Regions from separate parts of the Homo sapiens genome. Here region 1 is linked to region 2. Evidence: chromatin loops called from intact Hi-C (ENCODE). Cell type or tissue: PC-3. All regions are shown on one strand. Each heading gives the region's core, and the rest is flanking DNA. Links, peaks and the distances in the headings are about the cores only. Region 1 overlaps DSEL-AS1 (DSEL antisense RNA 1). Region 2 overlaps DSEL-AS1 (DSEL antisense RNA 1).

Region 1 (9,579 bases), core at 864-8,863, 340 kb after region 2:
AAAGAACAGCGAAAAAAGCCTTTGAGAGATGATAAAATTAAGCTAGAGAAATATAACTCACCTAAAGCCCCACAAGCCAGTGACTGGAAAATGCATACATTACAAGCCTGGATAGGAAAGAATTTAAAATCTGACACATGGTATCAATCAGGGGCCAGCAGCCAGTGCTAAGTTTAATAACCTCTTCTACCTATGTTGATGACAACTCGAAGAAATTCATGAGCTGTACAATTTCAAGAGGTTCTCCTCTTGTCTGATAGCAATTACCTGGGCTTCGCTTCTACAGCTCTAAGAGGTTATAAAAAAGTTCAGTATCTGTGAAGAAAAAGAACTCACCAATCTATATGAGAAAAGTAGGCATAAATTGTCACAAACAGTTTTGAAAAGTTATAAAGTTGGTTTTGTTCTTCAAATAATATGAACAGACAAGAGCATATTCATGCAGTATTTTATTATGTAATGTATACAATATTTACATATAAAGTCTTGTTAATATCTGACTATGACACATTTTGTTTTTACTATTGATATTTAATTGAAACTATATGTATTAACATTTCAGAGCTTTGCTATTGCAGCATTAAGACTTCTAAATTATATTAACAAAATATTCTGAAGTGTACTTTTTAAAATATACAGCATAGAAACAATAGTTTTACAGTGGTGTTAGATGAGGGTTACTAAAGATTCTTAGTAGATAATATTAAATAATATATTTCCATTTTAAATGAGATCTGACAAGCAAATCCAAAGAGACTGTCAGTATTTTTAATGAAAACTTCACTTTTAAAACTAGCACATCCTATACATATTTTACTGAGGTAAAGGGAAGAACATTTGACTTTGCAATTAGTGATTTTGCATTTTGCTGGTGAAATTAGCCTATGGCTTATATGAACTTTGATAATTAGTTATTAAATCATGAAGTATATGGGACAATTAAATAATACACTTTACCTCATACTTCACTATGCTTGTAAAATATTTTCTTACACCTTGCAATCAATTTGGCAACTTCTGAAAGAGTTCATGTTAAAACATCTCCACAACAGTAATAGTCAATGTGTCTATTTCTGTAAGAAAAGCATATCTTCATTCAGCTTGTTTTCACTGATCAATATGGCATATCAAACCAGAATGTCTTAAAAATGGGCAAAACAGAGAATATTTGCCTTATATTGATTTCATTTGCAAATTGTCAAATGAATGCTGGTATATGAGACACAAAAATAATTTTATGATGGAAGTGTGTAAGAGATTTCAATTTAAGAAAAATAAGGACATTTGTACCTATTAGTATTAAAAGTGATTTAATTTTTTGTGAACAAAAACATTAGTTTTACACTTTAAAATGGACGTACATTAACTTGAAAACCGAAACAAAATAATGAGTAATAAAAATGTGCCAAGTTTATGAAATATGAAGATAAGTTTAAACTGCACAGTTTACATATACTGTTATTGATTAATATTTACATGCTTTACAAGAACAAAATAAAGAACCAAACAAAAATTTAAGAATAAAGTCCCGTAGCACAGCTGTGGCACTGAAAAATACACACACATACACACACACACGCACATACACACACACTATTTTGGTCCTCCATATAAATAAAAAGTAAGTGAAATAAGAAACACATTTGAATTAGAAGTGTGTGCACAATGTATATACCAGTAAAATATGTGTAAGGAAATAAATGTGAATTGATTCCATCATTATATATTTGAGATTGATTTTACTGTTGAGATATGTTGAGTAGCACCATTTGATGATTAGGTGGGAACATTATGACACTGGTTCACTAATAGTAAGTACAAATTTTTCTCCTAAAGGTTTTCTTATGGTAACTTTTACTGAAACTTGATATGTTAATTTTTCCTGAAGTAATAGCCGAACATTAATTATTATCAACATTATCTAAGATATAAGTCTGAACTAGGATATTTATAATGGAAATGTGGTAGACAGAGGCACTTTATTTTGGTCTTAAAAACTTCTGTTTAACATATTTCAGTCTTCTGTTCTATGGTAATACCAAAAATAACACTTTAAAAAAATTCAAGGAATGTTAGACATCAGGCTCACTACAGAACTATTTGCAAAGTAACTTCAAATTCCATACTTGCTACAAATGGAATGAATGCAGGGCAATAAAGAAAATATGCAAATCCTTTTATTTTTGTATCAATATATGATTTTGTATGCCAGAAGATATTGGAATTGTGTGAGCTGGTAGATTTGAAAGAAATACAAAAGAAAAACAGGAATGGTAAAGAATGATGCAAGGTAAATTTTAATACTACTGGAATGTAGACTGTTATCATTTTGCAATTCAAATCCAATAAATTTGATTTTAGTAAACTCGATTGAGTTTACTATATAGGTTGTTGCAAACATAATTGCAGTTTTGGCCATTAAACGTAATGGCCAAACCATTGTAATGGCCAAACAGCAATTACTTTTGCACCAACCTAATAAAAAAGTTCTAAGAAATGGATATAGCTATCATTCCCTTGACCCGATCACCTTCCTTTCTTAGTAATCTTACTAAAACCTTAGTAATGTTACTTAGTAATATATCTAAAACCTTAGTTTTTTAGTAAATACTCTTAGATTTTAAATTCAAATATCTCTATCAGAATTTTCATCCAGGAATACTCCTTCTATGTGAAATAATTTATTATGTTCCATTTATTCTGCTTCATGTAATGTTGGCATAATTATAAGGGAGTGATATACTCTTATTTAAATTGTATTTTTTCTACAGCTGAGAATTTTTTTTTTAAAGGAAACCACCATATTGGGTAAACTAGCATCTGCATGTAGGAAATAACAAACTGTCAAAATATTGATGATTCAATGTAAATAACCTCATCCTGGTTAAAGTAAAACACCAGCTTTATTAAGGCCACATATTTTTCCTAAATAACACATTATTTTAAAATTTTATGTATATATTTCAGAAAATTCCCTCTACCATGTTATGTGAAGCATTATAAAAGTAAAATGTTTTCAGATAGACCTGTAGCTAATATTATTTTAAAATTGGGCCCACAAATAAGAAACACACTTTCAAAATGAAAGAACTCTTTTGTTTTGAATCATGAACTCTGACATTTGCTAATTTGCATAATAATAGTCAACTAGCTCATCCTTCTATAACTTGGGTAGAAAAATAAACGACCAAATAAACAACTTGAGAATAAAGCCCATAGCATAATAGTAGTACTTAAAAATACACAAACACACACACTATATTTGATCCTCTACAAGTTAAATCACATCACTACTCATTGGATAAATGTAAACCAAAACCACAAAGAAATATCATCTCATACCAGTCAGAATGACTTTTATTAAAAAGTATAAAAACAACAGAATCTGGCAAGGCTGTGGCAAAAAGCAAATGCTTATACACGGTTGGTGGAAATGTAAACTAGTTTAGTCACTGTGGAAAGCAGTTTGGAGATTTCTCAAAGAACTTAAAACAGAACTACCATTCCACCCAGCAGTCCCATTACTGGGTATATACCCAAAAGAAAACACATTGTTCTACCAAAAAGACACATGTACTTGTGTGTTCATCACTGTGCTATTCACAGTAAAAAAGTCATGGAGTTAACCTAGGTGCCCATCAGCTGTGGATTGGATAAAGAAAATCTGCTATATATACATCATGGAATACTATGCAGTCATAAAAAAGAGTGAAATCATATCCTTTGCAGCAACATGGATGCAGATGGAGCCATAATCCTTAGCAAGTTAATAAAGGAATGGAAAACTAAATGCCACATGTTATATCTTATAAGTGGGAGATGAACTTTGAGTACTCGTGGACATAAAGATGACAACAATACACACCGGAAACTATCGGGAAGAGGGAGGGGTCAAGATTTTTAAAAATCTCCATTGGGTACTATGCTCACTACCTGGGTGATGGGATCAATCATACTTCAAACATCAGCATCACACCATATATTCATGTAACGAACCTACACATGTACCCCTGAATCTAAAATAAAAGTCGAAAAAGATGTTTGAATCAATAGTGTGTACACAATGTGTGTGTGTGTGTGTGCGTGTGTGTGTGTATATAAGTATGTAATCAGTTAATATGTGCAAGAAAATACAACTGGAGGCCGGGCGCGGTGGCTCACGCCTGTAATCCCAGCACTTTGGGAGGCTGAGGCTGGCGGATCACAAGGTCAGGATATCGAGACCATCCTGGCTAACGCGGTGAAACCCTGTCTCTACTAAAAATACAAAAAAATTAGCCGGGCGTGGTGGCGGGCGCCAGTAGTCCCAGCTACTGGGGAGTCCGAGGCAGGAGAATGGCGTGAACCCAGGAGGCGGAGCTTGCAGTGAGCTGAGATTGCACCACTGCACTCGAGCCTGGGCGAAAGAGCGAGACTCTGTCTCAAAAAAAAAAAAAAAACAAAAAAAAAAAAACAAAAAAAAAAAAAGAAAATACAGCTGGATCCTATCATGATATATTTGAGATTGATATTATTGTTGGGAGGCTACTCTCTTGGGGGAAAAAGAAATAGACCCTCGTTATGTCCCAAATCTGTTCCTATTTTGCACCTGTACCTTTACTTGGCTAGAGAAAAATGAAATTGAGAAACATAAATTGCAAGTTGGTGCCACCTGTTGAACTGTCATTGATGTTACTGTTGAGTTTGCTTTTCTATATTTTTTAATGGCTATATTAGTCATTCTCCTTTTTCCTCAGTTTTCTCACATCTCTTCACCACTCTTACATACAGGGGCTGACGTTGCTTCTTAATTCAGTAAGAAAATTCCAGTTCTCACAAAATAAATTTCAAAACCTCCCCAACTCACAACTTCTCACTTACTGGCATTAGTGCCATATAGTACATCTTCCCTCTTGTTTTTTTTTATGAGACAGCACATTCCTGAGATGGGGAAAAGTCATATAAAAGTATGACACACAACAAATTATCAGTATTATTGCATGTAAAAGAATTTAGATACTGCAGAAACAAAAACAAGTGTTACCAAGTCCACATGGCTTGGTTTTCCTGAACAGCTAAGCAGTTCTTTTCAGCACATTTATCTTTTCAGAACCTTCCTCTTTAAGAAACCTGTGAGTCACTTGTGCATGGCTTTGTCCCATCTTGACCTCTTCAGGGCATTAGGACAACTATTTTCCTCTGTCCCTGGTATCCTCAGGATTACCCTCATCTGCATTTGAATATTGCTCTCATATAAAAAGTTACTTCTTGGACCTCCCCATTAACACCAGATCCATCTTTTTTTCTTGATTTTCCAGTCTTTCCCTGCTATCTCTGTATTAAAACTGTTCTTGTAAAAAGCCCCTAATAACTGACAACGACTGAATGTAGAGTAAATTCTCAGTATCCCTCTTGCGTAACCTTTCCATAACTTCTCAGCCTTATTTAACAGTGCCGATTATTTCCTTTTCCTTACAATACTGTTCCTAGACCATGCTTTCATGGCTTTCCTCCTATTTCGCCACTACCCTTCCCATTTTTCCTTTGGTGCTTCCCTTACTTTCTCTTAATTGACTGTGGTGATTCCCAGGGCTTAGTCTTTGAATTCTTCCCATTTTATATCCACATTTATTCCCTTGATCTTCTCTAGAAATATCTTCAAATATATCTCAAGTTGGTATGTCAGCATGGACCAGTCCTGTTAACTCGAGTCTGTATTCTGCTGCTTATGTGAAATCTGCAACAGTTCCTCTTTTGAACATGCTGATCTTAACATACCCAAGGCTAAATATCTGGTTTCCTCAATGTGACCTGATAGAGTTTTATACTTCATTTTCCTCATAATGAACACACAATAGCGTCATTCTTAGCTTTTTTCTTTCACATCCAAATCTATCTGATCCATAAATCCTGTTGACTCAACTTTCAAAATATTTAGAATCTCATCACTTTGGAAACCCTGGATAATTAGATCCAAGCTTAGAAGATACTTTCTATGGACTGTTGCAAATGTCCCCTACAAATGATTTCACTGCTCCCCCTTTTGTCGCTCACAGTGTCTTCTTAAACCAGCAGCCAATATGATCTTATTAAAATGAAAGACAGATGCTAATGGCACTTTTCTCAAACCCTTCGATGGTTTTCTGTTTCTATACTAAAAGCTAAATGAACTTTCCAAATATTTCCTCTCCGATTACTCCATTCCAGTCTCCTCTGCCTGGCCTGCAACAGGCATGCTGTTTCCTCACAGCCATGGACATGATAGCCTTCTGCCTGAAGAAATCTGTCCCCACACTTACAAATAGTTTGTTCACTCACCTGACCCCAGTCCTTGTTCAATCACAACCCACCTATTGAGGCCAACACTGATTGCTCCTTTTAAAAATATTAACAACAATCACCCATGGTTCCCATTGCCTTTACATTGTCTTGTTTCCTTCCTTTGTTCTTAACACCTTCTAAGATATTATATCATTACTTTATTATGTTTATTGTTATGGTTCGGAGATATTTTCAAATTTTTACTTTGTATAGTATGTATCTGGAGCAGTATTCAACAAAATACTATATTTGGAATCCAAGTGTTTATTATGGCTTTTAAAAAAATTAGTCTGTAGATTAAAAATAAATACATAAAGCTAGCCAAATAAATATGCCTACCTCTTGTGTTTTGCACTGACAATCCAAAGGATCATGTGACTGTAGAATGTTCCATTCTATTTGCTTGGGCAGATGAGGCAGGAGAGGAAGAGCAGGGTGAGAGAGGCAGAAGCAGAGGAGGTGTGCAGTGAGAGGCAGACGGTATGCAGAAACTCAGAGGACTCATATTTATCTACCTTATTTGTTTTCTTGGTTTATGGTTTGGCCTTAAGATATTCCATCATTTTAATTCTAATTTTCAGCAGCTAGAAATATTTATATTGGTAGCTAAATTAATATAATGTGGAAATATTGGCATTGTAAGCACCCAAAGGAATAATAATTAATTTTGCTATGGAGTAATGTTTTAGATTTATCTTTCCCTTTGCATGGAATTTAAATCATATTGTCCCTTATGAGTACAAAATAGCTTACCTGCAAGTCTAGCTCACTTTGAATCAATGATTACAACTGATAACACTGTATGTCATGTTTCAGAGCAAAACCGCTGATGTCTTTAAAATTAAAGTCATTGGCATAGTCTACTTTATGAGTTAGGTATGACTGAGTTAGGCTCTTTCTTTGATCTATAGATTTAAATTTTCAGTTTATCTTAAATTGAACTATTAGTAGAGAAAATTAATTGCAGTTATGCTAGTCTACTAAAAATAAGAGATCACTGGATTGCATATGAAAAGGAATAATTTCCATTCTTCATGTAGCTTTGCTATCACCTGTAACGACATAGTTGAACTACAGGTATTAAGATATACTTTACTTTTCAAAGAATCTGCGTTACATAACAGTCATTGATAACTCTTTTTTTTTGTTTTTTGGTAGTGTTAATGCAAGATATTACTATGTTAAATCCTAATTTGCATATATCCTAGTTCATTTTAAAAAACATGATTCTTATAATTAAGAATGTAATGAATGTTACATCTTCAGTTAACCATGCTAAAATTTGTGCTGGTCTTTAGGAATGAGCGAAAAATTGTAAATTAAAATGTTTGGTTCTGTATTTGCTAGATTTGGATACCAGAGCAAGTTACCCACATACTTTCTATATTTTTATAGAAATTACTGATTTATAGTATGTATTTATATTTTTCTTCATGTGTGCAAAGGTATTACTATTTTCAAAATGTTAATGTTTATAAATGAAAGAATATGTATACTCATTTCAGAATGGGTGGAAATAAAATTCAAGTTTAGACATTGGTATTTTAAACATAATGATATTAGATTCTGTATTTCTCTCAATGAAAACAATATATGAGCAGACAGTTAATGTCCTCATGTCTTTTAAAAATAGCTCTTTTCTTTGGATGTATATTTTATAAATTAATTAAGTAAAAATGTGAATAGGTGTTTGCTATAATAAGCTTAATTTATGCACAACAATAAATATGTCACCATTTATTCTAAGAATAAGAAAACTACTAATTCAGTATTGATAAGGTTAAATATTGCTAAAACATTGACTGCTCAGGAGACATAGAAGGTTTTCTTGTAAATATGATAATATAGAAAATGGAATACAGCTATATTATCTCTATACTTATAGTTGCCTGTCTTTCTATAATCTGTCTCTATTATCTATGTATCTATCCTTTGATCAAACTTTAATATGCATTACACAGTTTTCAGAAACACATTTAATATAAATTAAGTCTACTACCATCCTAAATTTTGGAATGACCCCCAATAAGTTCCTCTGTGAATTACAACATAATTCTGAAATTAGGAAGGGATTCAAATTGAGCTGTGGACTCTCAAAATTGGTTCTCGCATTAGATTTAAATGGAAATCTAATACTCCCCTACCTTTTGAAAGAACACAGAGTTTTCTTAAAGCAGAGTGTGTAGCCTGAGAGATTAATTTTGTCACTGGTACCCTTACAAGCATGCTTCCCTAGAACCATAAGACATTGTGTGACATTCTGATCAAAATAATCTGTAAAGACTGAGCCATACTATGTGATGAAGATTAACAATTAATTATTCCAGGCTAATTCTTGACCTTTTACAGGAAACCTTGTTAAATGAGATTTAATGACATATGGAGAATAAGCCATTTTTGTGATGCATTCATGAAGTGAGAATTTTTGCAGTTTCTAACTTGCAAAATCAATACAAAAGTAGAATATGATTTAGAAGGTTTTTGGGTGATAAATAAGGGGAAAAAGGGAAGAAATCTAATAGACTAATAAATGAATACCAAAACATACTTCAAAAATGGCCTCACTGTATATCATAGACAGGAAAAAGCATTAGCTTTAGCCAAGCCGTTTTTGTGCACCCTGTTTCTAAGCTATCAATCACAGCCCCCACATGCCAATTAGAGGAGGCCAGGTGAGAAGTACCCACCTGAGTCTCCTTGAAAACTCCAGGTGGAAAACATTTTTAGTGTAAATGGAGAGTGCTAGGGACATTTTTTCGAATGAGTCATAAAAGGAAACCTAGTGTTCTTTCTACTTAGGCTTAGAACATCATTTTAGATGCTTCTCCTGGCTGAGCAGAGATTTAGAAACTGGAAATCATTTTCAAACAAACACAGTACCGGCTGGCATGTAACTATTAAATTCATCAGGGCAATACATTTCAAATGAAAAGTTTGTAGTATAAAAATAAAGTAAAATGATTTTTACAATTCATGTACTGGTACTGCAATCTATATAGGTAGATAAAAAGGAATTGGAAAACAGTAAACAAACTATACATTAATTTAAACTAAAATGAACACACACTTTCTTATATCTACTTCCTTACATTAAGATTATTAGTATCAGACTTACAAAAGGCGAGTGTGTGTATCTTGAAACAAAAATGCAGTTCATAAGCTTTGAATATGCAATGAATAGATGTAGACTTTGTCCTTATCAGTTGAAAATAAAATTAACAGGTTTTTGTATATTAAAGTTGGGATTTCTGTTACAGTTAGAAAACACAATTTAGAGTC
Region 2 (9,579 bases), core at 539-8,538:
GTTTCTCAACAGGACATTTGGCAATGTCTGGAGAAATTTCAATGTTGGTCTCGGTTAGTGGGAGGGACTGCTGGAATCTAGTGAATAGAGGTCAGGATGCTACTAAATAGCCTGCAATGAACAGGACAACTTCTCCTCTCCTCCTGCCTCACAAGTCAAAGAATTATGCAGACTAGAAAGTCAGTACTGCTGAGAATGAGAAACTCTGACCCATCCCACTGACTCTAAAAATTGATTATGTGCTAATTGTTGGTAGTTCAAATCAATTCCTAAATTGTCCCCCTGACTTGCCAATTACCTATTTGCAGTTTGTTCTAGAGCCAGCCGTTATGGCTAAAATGTATGTGTCCCTCCAAAATTTACATGTTGGAACCAAATTGGTAGTATTAAGAGGTGGAGCCGTTTGGGAAGTCCTCTTCTCATGAATGACATTAGTGCCGTATAAAAGAGGTGCCTTAAAAAAAAGGTGCCCTAGTTTCCTTTTGGCCTTTTGGTCTCAGTCTATGTTGTGCTTATATAACAGAATACCTGACCCTGGGTAATTTATAATGAATGGAAATTTATTTCCTCACAGTTTTGGAGGCTAGGAAGTCCAAGGTCAAGGTGCTGGCAGATTAGGGCCCAGTTTCTCTACTGCAAAGATGGCACCTGAAAGCTGCAGCCTCCAGAGATGAAGGACATTATATCTTCACATGGCAGAAAAGGAGGAGAAAGAGAGAATCCACTCCCACCAGCCCTTTTTATAGAGCATTAATCCATTCTTCATGAACTAAACAGGTTTCTCATTTGGCCACACCTCCTAACACTGTTGCATTGGGGAATACGTTTCCAACACTTGGATTTGGGGGAACACGTTGAGACCATAGCACCTTCCATCTCTTCCTCCACATGAGGACACAGTGTTCATTTCTTTATTGCCTCTTCCATTATGTGAGGATTCAGCAAGAGATATCATCTTGGAAGCAGAGAGTAAGCCCTCCCCAGACACAGAATCTTCTGGCACCTTGATCCTGGAATTTCCTGCCTTGAGAACTCTGAGAAATAAATTTCTGCTATGTATAAATTACTTTATCTGTGGTATTTCATTATAGCAGCAAGGACAGACTAAGACACTAGCTTTCTCTAATTTATTCACAGATGACTTTTTGTTGTTTACCAGCTACTGGCTCCATTTTTCTTCATTTGACCTAAAATACTTCTAAACCTAGCTGTCTCAGCTCTTATAAAAACTTGAGCTATGCCTACAGGCATAATTGGCAGTAAACTAATTACTACCAAATAATATTTGGAATGATGTGTCTTTTTGGGTTATCAGAAATGCCCTTCTGATGTTAATAAGAGAATGTCATTTTACCCACAACCCCTGTACATATCATGCACCCCAATTACCTTTACTATCAGATTTATTTCCACTGGAACAGTGTTTTTCAAATTACAGTTCTTAGACTACCAGTATCAGAAAGTTCATGGTGCTATTAAAAATGTCAATTATCAAATCTGTCTCAGCCTTATGGATTAAGAATCTCAGTGTGTAACCTGGTATTCTGTACCTTAAAATGTTCAAGTGCCTAACAAATTTTGAGAGTCACTGTTCGAACATAATTCTCATTCTTTTCTCCTTGCCACACACACCTGTGCCTGAGGGTTTGTTTGGCTACATAACAGAAACATTCTCAGGCTGGCAGAAGCATAAGGACTGATTAGGATTAGGAACTGGTGTTGCAGAATAACTCAGAAACATGTATGTAGCTATTTTGCAGAACGTTTAATAGTCTTGCCTTTAAATTATTTATTCACATGTGAGGAAGTGAGATATTAGAGTCAAGCAATAAAGGCAAATAAGATTTATAAAACAGAAAAGAGAAAAAAATGAATACAACCTAGAAACAATGAAAGTTGTATTTTGGGGGGCAAGTTGATTAAATGGCAGTTAGCAGAGGAGTTTGTTGCCCAGAAGTGAGAGTTTAGCTGTAGAGCAGAAGTGACAGGTTCCTCTGTAGAGTGTTGGCCACTAACCCGCCATCAGCACCTGTATCTTACTCAGATCTAGCCAGTATCATATTTCCTCAGTAGGCTTCCTTGCTGGAAAGCCACTAAAAGTTTCCTTTTTCCATCCATGTGAGGCAGGGAGACTTCTCCCTCTGCTCCTGAGCATTTACTTCCTTCTCTTTTTCTGAGAATCAATTTCACCTTCTCCTTCATGGTGATACAACTCAACATGGCTATCCTTCAGCACAAGTTTATATCACTTTGACTCCACCATCGGGCAGAAATCAATTGTCTTTTTTGAACCTCAAATCCAAATTCTCGGAAAAGATGATTTCCTAGCAGAGTCAGCGTTTCATCATGACTCCAGCAGCAATGGAAAGCAGTTCAGGGTCATATAGTTCAAATACTGCTACAGGGGCTGACATTCGTGGGTTCGAGATATCAATCATCTTAGGAAGAGAGAGCTGGCTTATACCTTAAAAGTATCTATTATAAAATGACACAAACCAGAGAGCCATGCACCCCCAGGGAAGCACATAAAAGCAGTGTATTTGGTGGTGAGTAGTTGAGGTGTGGGAGGTTGAGGTATGGTGGGATAGTGAAAGGTTGGGGGGGAGGAAAGGTTCAAAAATGCCCACGCTTTATGTGAACAGGCTGACTCCTCTTTCTTATCCCCTGAAAATTATTCCTTTTGTAGAATGTATTAAATTTACCTAATTAGAAGAATCACCTAGAATTACTTGTTAAAAGTACGAGATATGAGATCCAAAACCCTACTTGAAGGTAGAGTGAGGAAGGAAATATAAGAAGCCTGTATTTTTAAATTCCATTATGATCCTGCAAAATTAACAAATCACCATTAGATAACCTTTTAAAATACTGCCAGCTACCAACATCGCCCTAAACCTGCTGCCCCCACCAATAACTGAGCCCCTGATAACCACCACAGTCTAGTTTTATGAGATCAATTTGTAAAAAATCCACATGTGAGTGAGTTCATGCAGTAGTTGTCTTTCTGTGCCTGGCTTATTTCACTTAACATAATGTCCTCCAAGTTCATAGATATTGTTGCAAATGGCTAAATAATATTCCACTGTGTATATGTACCACATTTTCTTTATCCACTCATCTATTGATGGACACTTAGGTTGATTCCATAGCTTGGCTATTATGAATAGAGCTGTAATTAACATAGCAGTGCAGAGATATATATCAGTGTCTCTTTGACATACTGATATCATCACAAAAATAATAACTATAAGTGATGCATAGGTTAATTAGATTTAGTCAAACTGTAATCTACATATACTTCAAAACATGATATTTTACATGATACTTACAATTTTACCTGTCAATTTATTTTATTTTATTTTTCTAATTTTTTTTTTTTTGAGACAAAGTCTCACACTGTTGCCCAGGCTGGAGAGCAATGGCACGATCTCAGCTCACTGCAACCTCTGCCTCCCAGGTTCAAGTGATTCTCTGCCTCAGCCTCCCCAGTGGCCACCACACTTGGCTAATTTTTGTATTTTTAATAGAGACAGGGTTTTGCCATGTTGGCCAGGCTGGTATCAAACTCCCGATCTCAGGTAATCTGCCTGCCTCAGCCTCCCAAAGTTCTGAGATTACAGGCGTGAACCACTGTGCCTGGCCTTACCTGTCAATTAAAATAATAATAATAATAATGAAAATAATAATAATAATAATTGGCTAGCTACTTAAAATAGAACATAATTTTGTTTCAGATTCAAAGACGTAAAGTTTGATAGAGATGGGAGGTAGGTAATTTATGTGGGTGAAGCCAGCCAGGTGCTTGTTGTCATGTGGAACGTAAGGACCCATGTCACGAGATAATCTGATTTTGCAAAGAAAGCCAGAAATCTGAACTTGTATGGGAAATTATCTGATTTTTCTAATGGCTTAACTTGTTTTGAAAACTCTGTGAATGCCAAATAAAATGGATTCAAATCATAAACGGCAAGGTTTTGACTTCTGATTGTGAGCTGGCTGCATGAAAATAAATTTCCTGATTTTGCATATGCTAGTTCAGCACCCCAGGAATTCAACTTTCCATTTTAATGCTGGGAAAAAAAATACTATCTTTTCTTTTAAGTTATCTACTACTATAACTCCTCTCAGTCTGGAACGGTCAAGGACTGGTCATGTATTCAAGCAATCTTATTTATTCCTGCAGTTATGTATTAAGTTTTATTTCCTTAATTCAATAAATATTCACTGAGTGCTCAATAACGCACTGTGGAAGACGCTGAAAAACCCCAAGGGGAAAAAATATTCTTCGCCAAATGGAGCTTATAATCTGTGGATAGAAAAGGCACAAAAGGCATGAATTATTACTTCATTTTTTCTGTATTTTAATCATTACTTCATCATATTTAAATGGCTTTGAAGGTTCATCTATATACTGATTCCAGTATTTTCAAGAGCACATCTAATTTGATGAGGATGGAAGATTGTTAATGACTCAGAAGCTGGGAAAATAGGTAGAAACTCAAATGTTGTAAGAAATCACTAGAATGTTTGCATTTTTTCAGAGGTTCACTCCTTCTGTTCTAATACCTGGAGTCCAGCCAGGCACAAAGCAAGCTGGCTGACTACTGCAGAAAGGAATGCTGGAACCTCTCTTGCTGACCTGCTTCCAGAGTTTCCAGCACAGCTAGCCAGAGACTTCCTATAGACAATGAGGAAATTCAAAAACAAAGAATGTAGTAGTTTGGCTATTTCTCTAGGAGCCCTTGGGGATGAGACTGAGCCATTTTCCTGCAGCTGGCTGCAAAGCAGGCCACTGAAAAAGATCAGTATGAAAGAACAAGGCATACTGTTGGTATATGCGTCACTGTGGGCCAGAGCTTTTTGTCATAGGATTCAGTCAAACTCAAAATGCAAGATGAAAGTCATCCTCTTTGGTAACCGTTTTAAAAATAATACATAGAAAAGAAGTGAACAGAACCATGTTTTCCAAAGTCCTGATGCTAAAAATCACAAAATCTTAATAGTTCCTGAGCTGGAAATGTGGACTGCTTGGCCTGGGATCAAGTCTAGAATTTGATGTTCTTGGCAGGTACATCAAGTGGTTAGTATCAGCAGAGAAGCTAAGGAAATACTGAAGTCGAAGGATAAAGGATGATTCCCTCCCTGTAATGGCTTTACTCTGAGTTACCTACTGTGTGTTGTCCTGGGCTTACTTCCAGGCAATTCTCATAGGTTTATGGTTACATGCTGGATTTTGGGATGAGATGATCCTGAGTTTGAATCCAAGCTTTGAGATTATATTGTAAGTTTCTGGGAGGTATTGGGCCAGTTACTTACCTTTTCTGAATATAGGTGTCCTCCTCTGTAAAATGGATTTACAATATTACTAACTGTATAGAGTAGTTGAGAAGCTTAAATGAGAAGAGGCAGGTACGTTTCTCATTACAGAGCTTTAAGGGTTGTTGCACTTTAAAAGCAATTTTACATACTTTATTTCATTTAGCCTTTTTAACAATCATGTGAATGATACGTGATTAACTCAATTTTGTGTACCATAGAACTGAGAAAGAGGAATTTGGAATCGAAAATATCATAACTTAAGATAGTGTGACAAAAATAGTATTCCAGTGTCTACCAACTTGCTTTCTGAACTTGTCTAATTTTAAAGACCGAGAATATTTGAAGGAAACATGCAGCGCAGTTCCTTCATTGTACTGGTGAAGAATCTGAGCTCGATGTGTGAGAGAGAAAGAAGGCCTGCTGGACCAGAACACAGGTTTCTTTACTACCTATCTGCAGCTGTGCCGCTACATTGTAGATGATGCTATTTGTTTTTAAGCATATTCAGTGATATATTAAGTTGCTTCTTTAGATCTTAAAAAAAAAAAAAACAACTCATAAAGTGCCGGGCACGGTGGCTCACACCTGTAATCCCAGCACTTTGGGAGGCCGAGATGGGTGGATCACGAGGTCAGGAGATTGAGACCATTCTGGCTAACACAGTGAAACCCCGTCTCTACTAAAAATACAAAAAAATTAGCCGGGCGTAGTGGCGGGCGCCTGTAGTCCCAGCTACTCAGGAGGCTGAGGCAGGAGAATTGCGTGAACCTGGGAGGCAGAGGTTGCAGTGAGCCGAGATCGCACCTCTGCACTCCAGCCTGGGCGACTAAGCAAGACTCTGTCTCCAAAAAAAAAAAAAAAAAACCTCATAAAGTAACAATTCTATATGCAGCTTATATTAGAGCAGTTTTTCAAAGAACTTTCTAGGACCCAAAATTTTTCTGGGAGCATTTTTAAAAGCCGAATATCTATATATCCATTACAGATCCTTTCTGAAATAGAGTTTTGATCGGGGCATAAAAATTTGCATTTTTATCAGGTTTACCAATACAATATTAAGAATGAGCTAATTAAACCATTCTGTCCTTGGAGACAGAAATTGGGCACTGTCCTTCTTTTGTCTTCCCATCAGTTCCAGCCAGAATTTTAGGCACATACTTTCCACTCAGTTAACTCACTGAATTGAATAGTGGTGGAATCAAATTAAGGTCAAATGTTTTAATTATATAAAAATCTATGAAGCACATGTATAGAGGAATCATTTTCAAAGATATAATTTTTACAATTTACTGTGAATTACAGGCATAATTATCCTGCCAGATATACTTGTCTGCCTAGCAAATATATGTATATATGATACTTGTGAAATTTGATACATACTTCGCATATGTATTATATATAAGAGACAAAGAGGGATAGAGAGAGGAGAAAATTAGCTTTCAGGCCAATTTTGAAGAATGTTATTTTGGATATTAGTCATCTATTGCTGCATAACAAATTGTCACCAAACTTGCTAGCTGAAAAGAAACAGAAGTTTATTTTTTCACACAATTTCTAATCATTATCAATCAAAGCAGCTTAATTAACTGAATGGTTCTGGTCTGGGTCGCTCAGAGGGTTATAGCCAAGATGTCTGTATTTTAACCATATTACCTTGTGTGGGATATGATGAGGCCAGATGTAGATCGAAAAAGAGAAACAGCTGAGCATGATGGATAAGGTGTGAACACTTTGGGAGGCTGAGGTGGGAGGATTGCATGAGCCCAGGAGTTCAAGACCAGCCTGTGCAACATAGTGAAACCTCATCCATAAGAAATATTTTTAAAAAATTATCTGGTCATGGTAGTGTGCACCTGTAGCCCCAGCTGCTGAGGAAGCTGAGGTGGGGAGATCCCTTGAGCCCAAAAGTTAGAGGCTACAGTTAGCTATGATCAGGCCACTGCACTCCAGCCTGGGCAACAGAGTGAGACAATCTCTAAATAATAGTAATAATTTAGAAAGACAGAGGGAGAAACTGGAGGGAGTCCTACAGTTCTGCTATACTCACAGCTCACTGGGGAGAAATAGCAGGCCATGCAGTGCTGTTCACAGAAAGCACTGGGCATTGGTCATGAGGCAGAGGGAGAAAGGGGATTGGTGGGCAAAAGTCCTTATTGTTCTTTCTGGAGGAAGGAGCAGGCCAGGCAGGGTAAGCAGGCTTGTGATCAGGCGGCTTGAGTATGTTCAATGGGCTCTGGTCAGAGGGACTGTTCCTGATTTCCTGGTACTTGGCCCTGAGTGATTAGGGTTGAGGTATAGTGGCACAGATTGTGAGAGCCCAAGAAGGGAGTTGTTTGGGATTTGGACTTACTCTCTCAAGAACAACTGACTGGACACTAGCTAGGGTCTCAAAATGGTTCAGATAGCATTTTAAAAACTATATCACAGCTTGCCAGGCCTACAGTTTTCTTAGGTCTTGAGTGGGGTTGAAGCAACTGCTTTCTATAGGGTTCAACCAGTGGCTGCTGGCATGAAGCCTCTGTTCTTCTTCACATGGACCACTCCCTAAGGCGGCTTGACTGTCCTCACGGTATGACCCCTGAAGTTCTCCAGAATTAGCCTTTCGTGAGAGAGAGCGAGGAGGAAGCTACATTCCTTCGCTGGCCTTGTCTCAGAAGTCACAACCTTTTACTTCCACATTACTCTGTTCCTCAGAAGCAAGACATTCAGTCCAGCACACATATGTTAAGCCACCCCAGCATGATGGTCACTATTCTCTCAAAAAAGAATTGGCAAGGATATTTTCTTCCAGATTAGGGTTCAGGTAGTGCTGATTGGAGAGAAGAAAAAATGTTCAGTTTATTTTTTATTTATTTTGGTCGTTACGGTTTCATTATTTTTTGATATTAAAAAGTCATGGTTGAAGAAAACAAAGGTCATTTCTTTTCATTAATTTCCTATGTGATCATTAGGTAAATTCTAGAATAACATAATCGATTATCACTTTATAAAACCAGGCTGGGTGTAGTGGCTCACACCTGTAATCACATTTTAGGAGGCCAAGGAGGGCAGATCATACGAGGTAAGGCATTTGAGGCCCACCTGAGCAATGTGGTGAAACGTTGTCTCTATTAAAAATACAAAAACTATCTGGGTGTGGTGGCATGTGCCTGTAATCCCAGCTACTTGGGAGGTTGAGGAAGGAGAATCACTTGAACCTGGGAAGTGAAGGTTGCAGTGAGCTGAGATCATGCCACTGCACTCCAGCCTGGGCGACGGAGGGAGATTCTGTCTGAAAATAAATAAATTAAATAATCATCCATGTAATAAAACATTATGGAAAAATATGTAGTTAAACATATTTTTATGTTTATTCATTCATTTATTCAGCAGATTTTATTACAGTTCCTAGTATGTGCCAATCTCAGTGGTTAGCAATGGGTATACAATAGTAAAAAGAAGAACAGGGTTGCAGCTCTCATTGAGTTTATGGTGTAGTGCAGGAAAAAGTTCCATTGACATATTGACACTAATATATATATATAAATAAAAGCTGTGTTAAAGTGAAAAAAAATTATGCTACTTTATGGTAGACAGGAAACGTGGAGGAATAGTTAGAGAAGGCTTGTTGGAGAAAGTGGCAATTTGTCCTTGAGCTAAACTGTGGGAAGGGGTTGAAAAAACTCAGACCTTCCATAATCCATTGAACTTTATATCATATTTTCTAAAAGTTAAGCAATTTCAACTTACAAAGAGATTCTCAATGTTTTGCTACCTCAGGCAAATAATGTTATCCTTTTAAACATCTTTAATATTTTAATCCCCTGTCTCATTAATAGCCTTTTTTATAAATGTGAATATTTTGCTGGACAAATATCGTGGCCTCTTTCAATATATGTTATCAGAAATTCTATAAAATAATTATTTTGACATTTACTAGCTTATAATCACAAGGTCCATTTCTCCCACCGTCAGTGAGTTTGTGGAAAGACACTATTGCTTCCTGAGAGTCATGGGGTGCCATCTTCCCTAGTGGACACAAGGAAAATATGGGAGAGAGCCTTGGTTATACTTACATGTTGATGGAAATTTCTCTTTCTATGGGTTGGGATACCTAGTGTGGTGGTCCAGGCCTTGACCACCAATGGTTCCTACAGTGCAACTATTATACTGGAGACACTTTTGGTTTTTAAAAATCAAACCCATGGTGTGTTTTCCCAGCAAGGGGTGGGGAGAAGTATAAGTTCATGTGGATGGAATAGGAAGGGCAAATGCCTGTAG

Evidence for each region. Peaks named below come from ENCODE experiments on the same cell type or tissue, not always from the same donor. Only the 100,000 strongest peaks of a DNase experiment are listed, where the experiment ranks them.
Region 1: it touches region 2 in a loop (6-fold over the local background); 9 of 110 quality-filtered maps call a loop at or near these places.

The regions. Positions count from the first base shown.
Region 1 is chr18:67,860,199-67,869,777 of GRCh38, forward strand. The region is part of intron 3 of DSEL-AS1 (DSEL antisense RNA 1); the gene reads left to right. Among named protein-coding and RNA genes, the nearest start is that of LINC01903, 50 kb to the left of the region's middle. In PC-3, for the core only: a CTCF peak has its summit at 4,647 (motif pointing left); a DNase peak (open chromatin) is centred at 4,973; H3K27ac peaks cover 1,064 bases.
Region 2 is chr18:67,520,820-67,530,398 of GRCh38, forward strand. All of the region lies in intron 1 of DSEL-AS1 (DSEL antisense RNA 1), which reads left to right. Among named protein-coding and RNA genes, the nearest start is that of DSEL, 8.9 kb to the left of the region's middle. In PC-3, for the core only: no CTCF peak of the experiment used is centred there; a DNase peak (open chromatin) is centred at 4,602; H3K27ac peaks cover 1,171 bases.